3 separate regions of the Homo sapiens genome follow, and all the other regions are linked to region 2. Evidence: chromatin contacts called from ENCODE Hi-C or POLR2A ChIA-PET data. All regions are on one chromosome and are shown on one strand. Each heading gives the region's core, a stretch centred on a gene start or an enhancer-like site at or near the end of the contact. The rest is flanking DNA. Distances are from core to core; before and after follow the strand shown.

Region 1 (5,022 bases), core at 791-3,290, 160 kb after region 2:
CAGGAGTTCGAGACCAGCCTGGCCAACATGGCGAAACCCCGTCTCTACTAAAAATACAAAAATTAGCCGGGCATGGTGGCGCACGCCTGTAATCCCAGCTACTCAGGAGGCTGAGGCAGGAGAATCACCTGAACCTGGGAAGTGGAGGTTGCAGTGAGCCGAGATTGTGTCATTGCACTCCAGCATGGGTGACAGAGCAAGACTCTGTCTCCAAAAAAAAAAAAAAAAAAAAATACAAATATTAGCTGGGCATGGTGGCGCGTGCCTGTAGTCCCAGCTACTCAGGAGGCTGAGGCAGGAGAACTGATTGAACCTGGGAGGTGGAGGTTGCGGTGAGCTGAGATTTTGCCACTGCACTCCAGGCTGGGAGACAGAGTGAGACTCCATTTCAAAAAAAAAAAAAAGAATGTCTTTTTCCTGGCTGAGCACGGTGGCTCATGCCTGTAATCCCAGCAGAAGTAAAACTTTGGGAAGCCGAGGTGGGTGGATCACTCACTTGGGTGGTCAGGAGTTCAAGACCAGCCTGGCCAACATGGCGAAACCCCATCTCTACTAAAAATACAAATATTAGCTGGGCACAGTGGCGCGTGCCTGTAGTCCCAGCTACTCGGGAGGCTGAGGCAGGAGAATTGCTTGAACCCAGGAGGCGGAGGTTGCAGTGAGCCGAGATTGCGCCATTGCACTCTGCACTCCAGCCTGGGCGACAGACTGAAACTCCGTCTCAAAAAAAAAAAAAGTCTTGTTTCTCTAGGTTCATCCGTGTCACAAATGACAGGATTTCCTTCTTTTTAAAGGCTGACTAGGCTGGGTATGATGGCTCATTCCTATAATCCTAGCACTTTGGGAGGCTGAGGCAGGAGGATCACTTGACCTTGGGAGTTCAAGACCAGCCTGGGCAATATGGTGAAACCCTGTCTCTACAAAAAAATGCAAAAAGTAGCTGGGTGTAGTGGCACATGCCTGTGGTCCCAACTACTCAGGAGGCTGGGGTGGGAGGATCACTTGAGCCTGGGAGACCAAGATCACACCACTGCACTCCAGGCTGGGCAACAGAGCAAGACCCTGTCTCAAAAAAAAAAAAAAACCACAAAAAACTAACTGTATTCCATTGTGTATATACCACATTTTCTTAATCAACAGAAAGACAAATACTGTATGATTTCACTTATATGTGGAATCTGAAAAAGTCAAACTCATAGTAGAGAATAGAATGGTGGTTACCAGAGGCTGGGAGTGGGTTAAGGAAGGAAATAGGGAGTTGTTAGTTAAAGTGTACAAAGTTTCAGTTAGACAGGAGGAATAAGTCTTTAGAATCTTATTTCACAGGGGGGTGACTATAGTCAATAATAATGTATTATATATTTCAAAATAGCTGAGAGTAAATTTCAAATGTCTTACCACAAAAAATGCTAGTAAGTTATGTGATAGATGTTAATCTACTTGATTTAATCATTCCACATTATATACATATATCAAAACACCACATTGTACCCTATGAATGTATACAGTTATAGTTTATCAATTAAAAGTAATGTTAATTTAAAATTTTTTAAGCTTATTCTTTTCCTTTAGGGATTAGATATGGAAGTTTTTAATCTGTATCTTGGCTCATGTTAAATCTCACACTTAACTTATTGTTTTGCAGGTCAGATTTCATTTCAGTGTAAAGGTAAATGGAATCCTCTCCACAGAGATCTTTGGGTAAGTTCTTAGGTCTATGGCTTAAGATGATGCTATGGCTCTGCAATTTTTCTCAGCTATTATTGTCCTATTTCCAAAAGGTTCACAGTTTGATATCTTGACCCAAAGTCACCTTGAAACTAATTTTCTGACACCCCCACATTTTATTATTTTAGTAGATTCATCCCTGTCTCTAGAGGGGGTAAACTTAAAGATTGCCATTTTCCCCTTGGTTAATTAGTTACTGAATTCTAGTAATCGCTGGGGTGGTAGTAGTCATGGGCCAAAATTTATGTCAAACAGAGATTGATTTTAGAATCTTTGAGAGATGGCTTAGCTTTGCTTTGCTTTGCAGGGTGGAGAATGAACCCACTTTGAACCTTGGGAATGGAATTGCTCTTTTGGTCGACTCCCAGCATTATGTGAGGTGAAGGCGTAAAGCCTTGTTGTCCCTCTGCATGTTTTACTCTCCTCTCGAGTACGAATGTGGGTAGAAATTGGAAATTGTCTCACTTGTCATTTGTAAGTGCCAGGTGTCAGCTTCTCTATAAGAAAAGCAGAAGTAAAACTTTTTTTTATGTTGAAAACTGCTATTTTAAGTTATTTATGTATTTGAATCTATTCTAAATGACCTGAAGACATGTGCCTTCTTCTCTTCAGGCCTTATTTTACACAGACCCTGCTAGTTCCAATCCCATTTAGGCATGAGAAGAGAAGACTATGAATTTAAAACTTTACTTGAATTCTTGGCTAGAGAGATAGTATGAATACAAAGGAATTCAGTGTACATTATTTTCTGTGCATCAGCATTTTGCATAGGTTTGGAAATCATCTCTCTGCCCATCTCCATCTTCTTCAGACTCCAAGAAAGTAAATCTGGCCAGGCGCAGTGGCTCATGCCTATAATCCCAGCACTTTGGGAGGCTGAAGTTGATGGATCACTTGAGGTTAAGAGTTTGAGACCAGCCTGGCCAACATGGCAAAACCCTGTCTCTGCTAAAAATACAAAAATTAGCTGGGCATGGTAGCACATGCCTGTAATCCCAGCTACTTGGGAGGCCAAAGCATGAGAATCACTTGAACCCAGGAGGTGGAGGTTGCAGTGAGCCGAGATCACGCCACTGCACTCCAGCGACAGAGCAAGACTCTGTCTCAAAAAAAATAAATAAATAAAAAATGTAAAAAATCCATGGAGGAGGTGGTAAACAATATGGAACACACAGAGCCCTTCTGTCTTGCCTTCCTGTGCCATTTAACTACCACAGAATCCAAAGTGAAAATGAATTATGTCAAGAAAAGACCTAACATATGCTTAAGTCCAATTAATTTATTTTTTCTTTTTTTGAGACAGGGTCTCAGTCTGTTCAACCCAGATGCCATCATAGCTCACTGCAGCCTTGGTCTCCTGGGCTCAAGTCATTTTCCCACCTCAGCCTCTCGAGTAGCTAGTAGCTAGGACCACAGAAATATGCTACCATACGCTGCTAATTTTTTTTTTTTTTGAGACGGAGTCTCGCTCTTTCGCCCAGGCTGGAGTGCAGATCTCACCTCACTGCAACCTCCACCTCCCTGGTTCAAGCGATTCTCCTGCCTCAATCTCCTGAGTAGCTGGGACTATAGGTGCATGCCACCACGCCCAGCTAATTTTTTTGTATTTTTAGTAGAAATGGGGTTTCACCATGTTGGCCAGGATGGTCTCAATCTCCTGACCTCGTGATCCTCCTGCCTCGGTCTCCCAAAGTGCTGAGATTACAGGCATGAGCCACTGCGCCCAGCCCATATACTGCTAATTTAAAAAAAATTTTTTTTTGTAGAGATGAGGTTGTTGCCTAGGCTGGTGTCAAACTCCTGGACTCAAGCAATCCTCCTGCCTCGGCCTTTCAAAGAGCTGGGATTACAGATGTGAGCCAATGTGTCCAGCCCTAATTTAGTCTTTATTCATTAGTTTCTGCCTCTATTTATGTGCCCAGAGGCAACACTAGTAGTCAAAGTCTCTTAAGGCTTAAAGAGACTGCCTGTGGTTCTTAGTCTGTTTTCTTATTCTCACCCAAAATTACACCTCAGATGAGAATATTTTTGTCATTTAATATGCAGGTAATAATTTCCCCACCCCATATCTTTCTTTAGTGATCCTCTAATAATAAACAATCCTTACAGGTAGCAGCTCATCATCATAGTTGTACTGACACAAGTTTAAGCCTTTGAGCCAATTTTTGTAGATGTGTTTCCTTGGATGACCTGATTAGAGACAAAGGGAAAGGTTCATTAATATTTCCTCTCTATTAATTAATTCATTCATTCTTAATCAGCTTTCTCAGGTTGACTGTTTTCTCTCTGTTTAGAAAAGAGCTATTGGAAAGTAACAAAATTTTACTAGATTCTTTCTAGGAGAGAAAGATGGCCTGGTTTTTTCTCATTGTTACTATCAAACAGCAACCTCAGACCTCTTCAGCGGAAGGTGTAGCATGCGTGAGAGCAGACTTATAAGTATCATGGGGCCAGTTTTAGGCCATTTGTGATTCATGGGCCCCCTCACACAATGCTGACCTTTGAATGAATTTGGAAATTTGCTCAGAACCAAAGATTAATTTTAGTGGAGGAAGTATACTTGAGAATAAGAAACAGGCTGGTCATGATATCTCACACCTGTAGTCCCAGCACTTTGGGAGGCCAAGGCAGAAAGATTGCTTGAGGCCAGGAGTTTGAGACCAGCCTAATAAACATAGTGAGACCCCATCTCTAATAAAATAAAATAATAGTAATTATTTTTCGAGACAAAGTCTCGCTCTGTTGCTCAGGCTGGAGTGCAGTGGCGCAATATCAGCTCACTGCAACCTCCGCTTCCCAGGTTCAAGCGATTCTCCTGCCTCAGCCTCCTGAATAGCTGGGATTACAGGTGTGCACCATCATGCACAGCTATTGTATCTTTAGTAGAGATGGAGTTTCACCATGTTGGCCAGGTTGGTCTTGAACTCCTGACCTCAAGTGATCCACCCACCTCAGCCTCCCAAAGTGCTGGGATTACAGGCATGAGCCACAATGCCTGGTCTAAAATGTTTTTTTAAAAAGAGAAACTAAGAAGCATCCGTTAGTGGCAGCAAAAGCAGGAGCAATGATATCTCTGAAATGCCAGTTTTTCTACTACTTCCATTGCTGTGATTCCCTGAGTGAGACATAAGTTATTTATTCCAACAAAACTGATATGGCAGGTTGTGTGGTTGTACATATGCTAGAGGTTACAAAAATAATTTTGAATGCTCTTTTAAATAATTTCTTAAGAGGAAAAAATGTTAAATTTGACTTGTCTGTTTTCTGACAGTAGACCAAATTTTGGTACAATTG
Region 2 (4,616 bases), core at 541-3,040:
TCTTCATCACTGATCCCGTGGCCTTTACACAGGCTCAGAGGTGCATCAGAATCCACAATGAAGTGGACAAGATTAGTGACCAACACATCTGTAAATGTTATATTTTCTTTTTTTAGTTCCTTAGCTTTTTCTACCCTAGGATAAATTATTGACCAGTTTTCTGCAGTCAGATTCCTGAATCATGTTGGGTTTTTTTTTTTTTTAGTTTCACTCTTGTCGTCCAGGCCACTCTTGTCTTGCCTCACTGCAACCTCTGCCTCCCGGGTTCAAGCGATTCTCCTGCCTCAGCCTCCTGAGTAGCTGGGATTACAGGGGCCTGCCACCACATTGGGCTAATTTTTGTATTTTTAGTGGAGATGGCGTTCACCATGTTGGCTAGGCTGGTCTTGAACTCCTGACCTCAGGTGATCCGCCCGCCTCGGCCTCCCAAAGTGCTGGGATTACAGGCGTGGGCCACCGCACCTGGCCCTCGTGTTGGGTTTTAAAACCCACTCTTTTTTTTCCCCCCCAAACTCTGACTTCACCTTTCTCTTTATGAAACCGTTCTCTTTTTGGGGCGGGGGTGGTGGTGAAGAAGCTGCTTTGGATGGTGGTGTGTGGTACTTGTGTCATCTTCACTCCTGATGATCCCTTTCCTCATAAACTCTGCACTGCTTTTAGCCTGTTTTGTTCGTGTTATAAGTTCTTCCATCCAGTCCCTGCACTCCACCTTTTAACCCTTTTCAAAAGCTGCTTCGCAAAGGGTCTTGACTAAAGTTGCTTGCTTAATGAATATGAAGCAGCCTAAGGATGAGAGAAAACGAGGCAGCAGCTGGACCCTCTGGAGAATGTTACTTTGTATTTTGTTTACAGCTGGTTGTGACTAAGCTCTGTCCTCTAAAGTCGGTTCTAGGGGATTAAAACAGCTCTGGCTGATGGCGCCCAATAAAATAAAACAAAAAAACCTTTGCTGCTCCAGTTTTTTCTCAGGGTGGGGTCGGGGTATACTTTAAATCTCCATGGTCTCAGAAAGGTTTCTTCATCGCGGACCCTGGGAGGCTGGTTCCCAGAGGGAACTTGTCCTCAGCGTCTCCTGGACAGTGCAGCCTCCTGCCGGGCCTACTTCTGGAAGGCCATTACAGAGGTCCTTTCACCACCTGTGAGAGGTTTGATTTTGGGGGAGCTCCGGGACTCTCAAGGCTACAGTGTGGACTGCTGGCCCAAGGAGAAGGTTGGTTTCCTGAAGTGGTGGGTGGTGGGTTGGGGGGGGTCTTCGTTGTTTTTCTTCCCTGGCATGTGCCTGCATAAGCTATTTCCACAGCGTCCTGGCCGCGAGGGGGGGTGGTGCTTGGGAGGTTAGAGGGAGACACCTAGAGTGAACGGCAAAATGGAGCGCGGAATACTGTCTGGCTGTGCACGTGGAGGTGGCGAAATGTGGAAGCTTAACGAAGTTGGCGCCATGAAGCTAAAGACTGCTACCCCGGGGCTCTAGCTCGCTCCGCCTAATGGCGGGCCGCACCCCGCCGGCGAAGCCCACGTTTGTAGGTCCGCCCTCACGCTGATCTCTTGCCCAATCAGCGAGTTCGGCTTCGCGAGGTTGGTGCCCATTGGCTTTCGCATAAAAGCTCCGAGGTTACAGACGTTTCCACCTCTTGCCGGCCTCTTAGGTAATTGGCGTCCGTGGTAACCAATCAGGAAGAGGATCTGAGGGAACGCCGGCCTTTTACTTTCTTGAGTGGCCAATCCGGTTGTAGGCTCACCTCCCCCTTCTACTCAGAGCACTGCTGCGGCCGCCGCCATTTTAGCGTTTTGTCAGAAGCGTCCGCGCCGCGAGGAGGAGGCCCTGCTGGTTTCTGTGCGGGTGAGACTCCGAGCCTTTCCACTGCCTTTCTTGTACTGTGTTAAATCTTCTCTCACTCCCTTGGGCTTCGGGGGTGTCCTGGTAGGTCCGCAGTCTCCACACCCGTCACTGAGAGCCGACCTCGGTCCTCGGCATTGCGCGGTAAGCCGGGAGCAGCCCTTCCCCCACCGCCCCCTGAGAATACCTTGCTTTTTTTCGCCCACCCTGTCCCGCGCCCGACATGGCTGCTCTTGGAGCCTCGAGATTTCCACTGGGATAACCCCCTTTCCCTTATATCTGACAGTTACATTCTCGTTTCGGGAATTTCTCGGGCCGTGAGACATCGTCTGGTTAATGAATCTGAAGCTCTTTTCCGCGGCCGCGCATTTCAGTGTTCGGCAGGAGCTAGGACGGTGCCCCGAGAGAGGCGTTCACCACTCCAGTATTTCCTTTATCTCCCACTCCTCGCTGTCTGATCCGAGTCGCGCGTTCATTACTTCCAAAGGAAACTCAAATGTAGCTATTACAAGGCCCATTTTCCCGGAAATGATGGCTGCTTTGGTTCCTACGTGAGGAAAAGCCTGTTGATAATTTCAGGCAGGCAGTCAGCAAGCCTAGTAGACTTTTGTTTTCTGTTGTCCTCCTAGTGGATAGAAAAGCCTAGTACCCCCATTTCTTCATATGCTGTCTTTCATGCCCATTTCTGTTGGAAGGTATCGGTTCTTACCAAACCCTTTGTCTACTAAGGACCTCCCTATTGCAGACGTCTTCTTATTCTTACAGGTTCATGGCGGCTACTATAGCAGGCCTTAGTTCACTCCCACTTCCATTTGATTATTGTGTGGAGGTGTGTGTGCAGGCGTGTGAGAGAGAAAACTGGAAATATACATTAGAGTGAAAGTCGTTGTCTTTTGTGAACGGATGTGGGCCTGAGGTCTTTTGTCAGATGTCTTGTTTTTCTCTCCCAGGCTCTTGTCAGGATGGTGAAGCTGTTCATCGGAAACCTGCCCCGGGAGGCTACAGAGCAGGAGATTCGCTCACTCTTCGAGCAGTATGGGAAGGTGCTGGAATGTGACATCATTAAGAATTACGGCTTTGTGCACATAGAAGACAAGACGGCAGCTGAGGATGCCATACGCAACCTGCACCATTACAAGCTTCATGGGGTGAACATCAACGTGGAAGCCAGCAAGAATAAGAGCAAAACCTCAACAAAGTTGCATGTGGGCAACATCAGTCCCACCTGCACCAATAAGGAGCTTCGAGCCAAGTTTGAGGAGTATGGTCCGGTCATCGAATGTGACATCGTGAAAGATTATGCCTTCGTACACATGGAGCGGGCAGAGGATGCAGTGGAGGCCATCAGGGGCCTTGATAACACAGAGTTTCAAGGTGAACCACCCTCTTTGGGTAGAGGGCTGAACACAAGGCTGTGTGCAGAAAATGGTTGGATAAGTAAAAGGAGAGGTTTGGTAAAGATAACAGCTGTTGGCTGGCTGGTGATGAAGAAATAAGTGTGGGTGATGGACTTCTTATGATGTAGAATGCATGGGACTTAGGGGCTTTACCTTAGGCAAATGTCTCCTGGAGAAAAGCCACTCACCTTTTATTTGGAGCCCCTACGGCTTTTGTGCTTATCAGTGCAGAAACCCTTTTCTTTGAAGGCTTTCTGAGTTACTGGGCCTTTTTTATTTTTTATTTTTTTGTAGTAGAGCACAGTTCAGAGTTCCTCACTCTGAATTTATTGCCCTCAGCACAGGATCAGAATTCTGCATTTTACGTGAAGAACCTCTCAAAAACATGTCAAGCGACACTTATAGGACCAGAATCCTTGTTAAGCTGTCCTACCTTACACAAACTCTTTAAAGGGTTACAGCTCTTGTTGCTTTTATATTATACCTGTACCAAGGGATTGTATTTTGAGTTTAAGGCCACTCTAGAATTACAAGGCTGATTTTAGGACTTCCTGGGGAGGAGGCACTGGGGTTTTAGGGGCGGTAATGACTGTCTTTTCATTGGTTTGGGGGGCTGGACTTTATAAGATTTTGGTGAATAGAGCACTTAGATTTGTGTTATCTTGGAGTCTTAACCAAATGAATCTTTTGTGCCTGGAGGGCAGCATGGGTGATATGTGGATTGTCACTTCATTTGGAAGCATCTCAAATCCCCAGCATTTTGAATGCCTACATGTTGCTCAAAGGAAATGCTTGTTAGAGCATTTTGGATTTTGAATTTTCAGATTTGGGATGCTAAAATGGTACGTAGAACGCAAATATTCCAAAATCTGAGGTCTGAAGCAACAGTGGCAGTTCAGGGGTGGTGATCATGGTGAGTTGCTATCTGAACTCTTCTTTCACCTCCTTTGGGTTCCCAGTGTCAAAAAGAGTGGTGTCCTTTTTTAGCTTAATTAAGCAGGACTGAACAAAAATAATAAAAAATAAAAAAAGCCTTATTCAAATTATGGAGTATTTCCGTGACTCCTTGCTATATTTCAAACCTGTGTTCTGACAGTGTAGTTTGCCGATTCTTTTTCTGGGTACTACCTTTGTTAAGAGTCATTGCTGCCTTTGGCGTCCATTTCCCTTAAATTGGGCTTTTTTAGAGCTGAGAGTCTGATCATTATTTCCCCTAGTAATGGGTGCCCTGTGTCATGGGCATTGCTGTGCGTTAGTAAAGAAAAGTGACACAGGTCTCTCAGGTCTAGTTTGCTTTCTTTTTTTTAATTGGCAAGTTGAGAATTATTTTGTCAACAACTTAATTGAGAGCAAAGGTTGCTCTTGTGGAGGGTTTATGGTGT
Region 3 (4,474 bases), core at 466-2,965, 250 kb after region 2:
AGCGATTCTCCTGCCTCAGCCTCCCGAGTAGCTGGGACTACAGGCATGTGCCACCATGCCCGGCTAATTTTGTATTTTTAGGAGAGATGGGTTTTCTCCATGTTGGTCAGGCTGATCTCGAACTCCACTCCCAACCTCAGGCGATCCACCCACCTCAGCCTCCCAAAGCGCTGGGATTACAGGCATGAGCCACCTCCCCCGCCGCGGTTGTTTCCAATTTTTAGCAATTAAGAACTGTGTTGTATAGGCTGACAAAATGATCATTGTTGAAGCTGGGCGACAGGTACATAGAGTTCATTATACTATTTGCTCTATTTTTGTGTCTATATAAAAGTAGTCGATTAAAAGTGTTAAAAAATGAATAACTTTGACCCCATATAGAAAATGTGCAAAAATTTCTCTAGGACATATACCTAGAATTGGAATTGCTGCGTCAGACAATAGGCATGGGGTTTTTTTTTGTTTTTGTTTTTGTTTTCAGAGTCTCGCTCTGTCGCCCAAGCTTGAGTGCAGTGGCGCGATCTCGGCTCACTGCAACTTCCGCCTCCCAGGTTCAAGTGATTCTCCTGGCTCAGCCTCCTGAGTAGCTGGGATTACAGATGTGCGCCAACATGCCCAACTAATTTTTTTTGTATTTTTAGTAGAGACAGGGTTTCACCATGTTGGCCAGGCTGGTCTTTACCTCCTGACCTCAGGTGATCTGCCCACCTTGGCCTCCCAAAGTGCTGGGATTACAGGCATGAGCCACTGTGCCCACCTAATAGGCAAGTTTTTTTGTTTTTTGTTTGTTTTGTTTTGTTTTGTTTTTTTGAGACAGAGTTTTGCTCTTGTTGCCCAGGCTGGAGTACAATGGCGCGATCTCAGCTCACCACAACCTCCGCCTCCCGGGTTCGAGCGATTCTCCAGCCTCAGCCTCCCGAGTAGCTGGGATTACAGGAATGCACCACCATGCCCGACTAATTTTGTATTTTTAGTAGAGACGGGTTTCACCACGTTGGTCAGGCTGGTCGTGAACTCCTGACCTCAGGTGATCCACCCACCTCAGCCTCCCAAAGTGCTGGGATTACAGGCGTGAGCCACCGCACCCAGCCAATAGGCAAGTTTTTAATATCAATATTGCCAAATAAGTCTCAAGGTAGTTATCCTAATAATTTACACAGCCACTAGAAATACAACAGAATGTCTATCTCCCCACATCTTTACCAACTGTTATATTGTTAGACTTTGATTTCTGTCAACCTTGTAGTATAAAATGGTATCATTTTAATTTTCAGTCCCCTGATTATTACTGAAGTTGGCTATTTTCTTATGATTGTGGATATATTTTTAGGTTTTTCCTTTTGTGAACTGCCTGTTCACATCATTTGCCCACTTTTCTGCTGGGCTGGTTGTCTTTTTCTTACTGAGCTGTAATAAATCTTTATGTATTCTAGGCATGAATCCATTCTCTGTTATACCCATGGCAGACGCTTGGGAGGATGTTTAGCAAGTTATAGGAAGAGGAAGGGGAAGGAGTTGAGAGGGAATGACAAGTTGAAGAAGGAAGGATGAGAATAAAAGGTGGGGCGAGTCCGGGAACAAGGCTGCGAGGCTCGGGTGAAAGACTGGCCTTGAACTAGATGAAGAACACTTCCCCTGAGACCAGAGTGCCTAAGAGTTCTGGGACAGTCTCAGTTGTAAAACAGCCAGTGCTTGGCCACAGGTGTCACCCAATACACTGACTCAGCCAGGGCCTGGGATGACTAAGAGCTTTTTCAATGTGACTCATCAAGGCTGACAAGCACAGGCATCACGTTCCAGAACGCACAACCAAAAGGGCAAAGCAACAGTCCAGGCAGGTCAGCCTGTAGAGACAAGACTTCCTACTGACATCCAAGCTACTCGTTTGCCACAGCTGCTCCAAGGATGGCAATAATGAGTGCGAGCTGCATCAGAGATGAGAGATTGAACTTTAAGAAAAATGTCGCCGGGCGCGGTGGCTCACGCCTGTAGTCCCAGCACTTTGGGAGGCCAAGGTGGGTGGATCATGAGGTCAGGAGTTCAAGACCAGCCTGGCCAAGATGGTGAAACCCCGTCTCTACTAAAAATACAAAAAAATTAGCCAGGCACGGTGGCGGGCGCCTATAATCCCAGCTTCCCAGCTACTCGGGAGGCTGAGGCAGGAGAATCGCTTGAACCCAGGACGTGGAGGTTGCAGTGAGCCAAGATGGCGCCACTGCATTCTAGCCTGGGTGACAGAGCAAGACTCCATCTCAAAAAAAAAAAAATTGTTGGCTTTTAGTATTAACTGTGAGTGTTTGGTATTCATGTTGGATCTGCTGCTGATGATGTGGGGGTGGGTGGAGGGGAGGCAGAGAAGGAAGAATTAGAAGGCCACAGAAGCCCAGGTTGAAGGGCTGGGGCTGCTGCAGTGGAAATATCTTTTAAGATGCTACTTGGCAAGCATGATTCAACCCTGACAGACCCTTAGAACAAGTCAGACGACCTGAAAGATGAGATTCTGCTGTCCAGCTGCACCGTGTCAGTGAGGACCCCCACTGTGACCCCAGGGCACGACTCACTCCCACGGGCTTGCCTGACTCCAGCTCTGTGCTATGACATCACGTTGGTAGCCTGACACGGGCCACAGTGGGCATATTTATGCCACAGAAATTGGCAAACACTATAATCAAGGCCCTTTCCTCACTTCCCTAAGAGCCACTCCTGACAGAGCAGTGGGTGGCATGCAAATCCCAGAAGGGCCCAGAGACGGGGAGTGAGGGGAGCAGCGTAGACAGAGTCGCTTCTCCACTCTCCCTTTTGCCTACAGAACCCAAATAAAGAAGGCTCTTTTCTTTTTTACAGACCTGGTGTCCAAGTACTTAATTTGATCAAAACATGAGGATGAGCTAAGGAAGACAGCAGACAGGCACTCTATCAATGTCTTAAGGTAGTTCCAATGACATTCTGCAACATGAATTAATCTTTGAGGATATCAACATAAAAATTCTTTTGAGAATCTCATTTAACAACTGGAAAATTATTCTTTTGTCTTCTAAGGGACTGATTTCTTTACCCCTGCTCTCAACACCTTCTTTCTCTCTCTCCATCAACACAGGCACTTGGAGGTTGAAGCGTGGGGGTGTAAAATCACGCTTTTTGGTGGACATGGCAAATGCCTATTCTATAGCAGAACTTAGCCCCCGCCCCCTACCCCCTCACTCCCCCTCCCAAACTGCACACATACACCAAACCCAACCAGACACCTCCTCCTTCCTTCCTCACCACCCTCTCCCTGGTCACCAAGGGTTAAGCTTAGGGTCTTCTTTAGCTCTTCCCCTCCCTCACCTACCATCTGGTCAAGAAGTCTGGGCAGTTTTACCTCTTTAATCCCTCACATCCTTCCCTCTTTTCATTTCTAAGAAGAGGACCCTGAAATGTCCTCTTCTTACTACTTAACTATCGTAAAAACCTCCTACTCATTACCACAGCTCTAGCTACCAATCCACATTAGGTACTAGGGATAGCTAGCATCCCCAAATACAGGCATGACGGCACTCTTCCTGAAAAGTGGGGTAATTCTCTGACTCCCCACTGTCTGTAGGTGGGAAACTCAAGTCTCCTTGGGGACCTCCCCCAAAATTAGTGCACCCTGCCTGTCCAGCCTTGTCCCCCCATGCCCCAGCCTCCCGGATTCTCCAGCTGCAGCCCAGCTGCCTCCTCTTTGTTCTCAGAAATCCTAGCACCTGCCCCTCTCCCTCAGAGCACTCCCTCTACCATTAGAACACCCTTCCCGTCCCAGCTTTTGCCCATGCAAGTCCTGCTCCTGTCTCAGGTATGCATCTAATTTTTCTCCCTCCCTTATGAAATCCCACTAAGACTTCAGCAAATATATATATATTTTTAAAGCTATGAACCCCCAAGGGCAGAACAGGAGAGGAGACAACAGCAACATGACTGCAGAAGCTGGAGCGCAGCTCGCGTCAGCTGACCTCACAGCCTGGGTCTGGAGCAGGCTGAGAACACCCGGGTTCCCACCATCCACCAGGAATCCTCCAAAGGCCAGGGAACTGCAGCTCCAGGCCTCCCACCTCCACAATGGGCTGAACGGGCTGCCGTGTATAAAGAGGGCAGGCTGAAAGCTTTCAAAAAGCAATCAGGGCTGGGCACAGTGGCTCGCACCTGTAATGCCAACACTTTGGGAGGCCAAGGCGGGTGGATCACCTGAGGTCAGGAGTTCGAGACCAGCCTGGCCAACATGGTGAAACCCCGTATCTACTAAAAATACAAAAATCAGTTGGGCGTGGTGGCATGCACCTGTAGTCCCAGCTACTCAGGACGCTGAGGCAGGAGAATCACTTGAACCCAGGAGGCGGAAGCTGAAGTGAGCCGAGATTGTGCCATTGCACTCCAGCCTGGGTGACAAGAGTTAAAACTCCGTCTCAGGAAAAAAAAAAAAAAAAATAGCAGTTAGACCCCTACCTCCCCCATCTCA

What was found. Hi-C counts contacts between places; a loop is a spot of excess contacts on that map. ChIA-PET counts read pairs that join two places held with the same protein, here RNA polymerase II (POLR2A). Pooled maps may share reads with other maps.
Region 1: a pooled map shows a loop between it and region 2 (6-fold over the local background). The contact joins the enhancer-like site here to the promoter of RBM4 in region 2. A Hi-C loop is called at or near these places in 3 of 50 pooled maps. POLR2A ChIA-PET finds 5 or more read pairs at or near these places in 3 of 52 experiments (OCI-LY7, Panc1 and activated naive CD4-positive, alpha-beta T cell).
Region 3: a pooled map shows a loop between it and region 2 (4-fold over the local background). The contact joins the enhancer-like site here to the promoter of RBM4 in region 2. A Hi-C loop is called at or near these places in 2 of 50 pooled maps. POLR2A ChIA-PET finds 5 or more read pairs at or near these places in 3 of 52 experiments (HCT116, HepG2 and activated T-cell).

Annotation. Positions count from the first base shown.
Region 1 is chr11:66,798,996-66,804,017 of GRCh38, forward strand. TOP6BL (TOP6B like initiator of meiotic double strand breaks) reads left to right here. Exons shown (of 15, transcript NM_001302084.2): 5 at 1,646-1,701; 6 at 2,036-2,107; 7 at 5,000-5,022. Among named protein-coding and RNA genes, the nearest start is that of RCE1, 42 kb to the right of the region's middle. Within about 2 kb of position 2,041, at least 3 of the 41 ENCODE cell types and tissues checked have a DNase peak (open chromatin) inside an H3K27ac peak, as active enhancers do; they include OCI-LY7, where a contact is called at or near this core.
Region 2 is chr11:66,636,913-66,641,528 of GRCh38, forward strand. It overlaps RBM4 (RNA binding motif protein 4), which reads left to right and starts at 1,791. Exons shown (of 4, transcript NM_002896.4): 1 at 1,791-1,840; 2 at 2,788-3,211. The coding sequence starts at 2,800. All of the region lies in intron 1 of RBM14-RBM4 (RBM14-RBM4 readthrough), which reads left to right. RefSeq lists enhancers at 1,242-1,955, 1,720-2,089, 1,956-2,667.
Region 3 is chr11:66,890,601-66,895,074 of GRCh38, forward strand. All of the region lies in intron 3 of PC (pyruvate carboxylase), which reads right to left. Among named protein-coding and RNA genes, the nearest start is that of LRFN4, 36 kb to the left of the region's middle. RefSeq lists an enhancer at 1,938-2,007. Within about 2 kb of position 1,716, at least 7 of the 41 ENCODE cell types and tissues checked have a DNase peak (open chromatin) inside an H3K27ac peak, as active enhancers do; they include HCT116, where a contact is called at or near this core.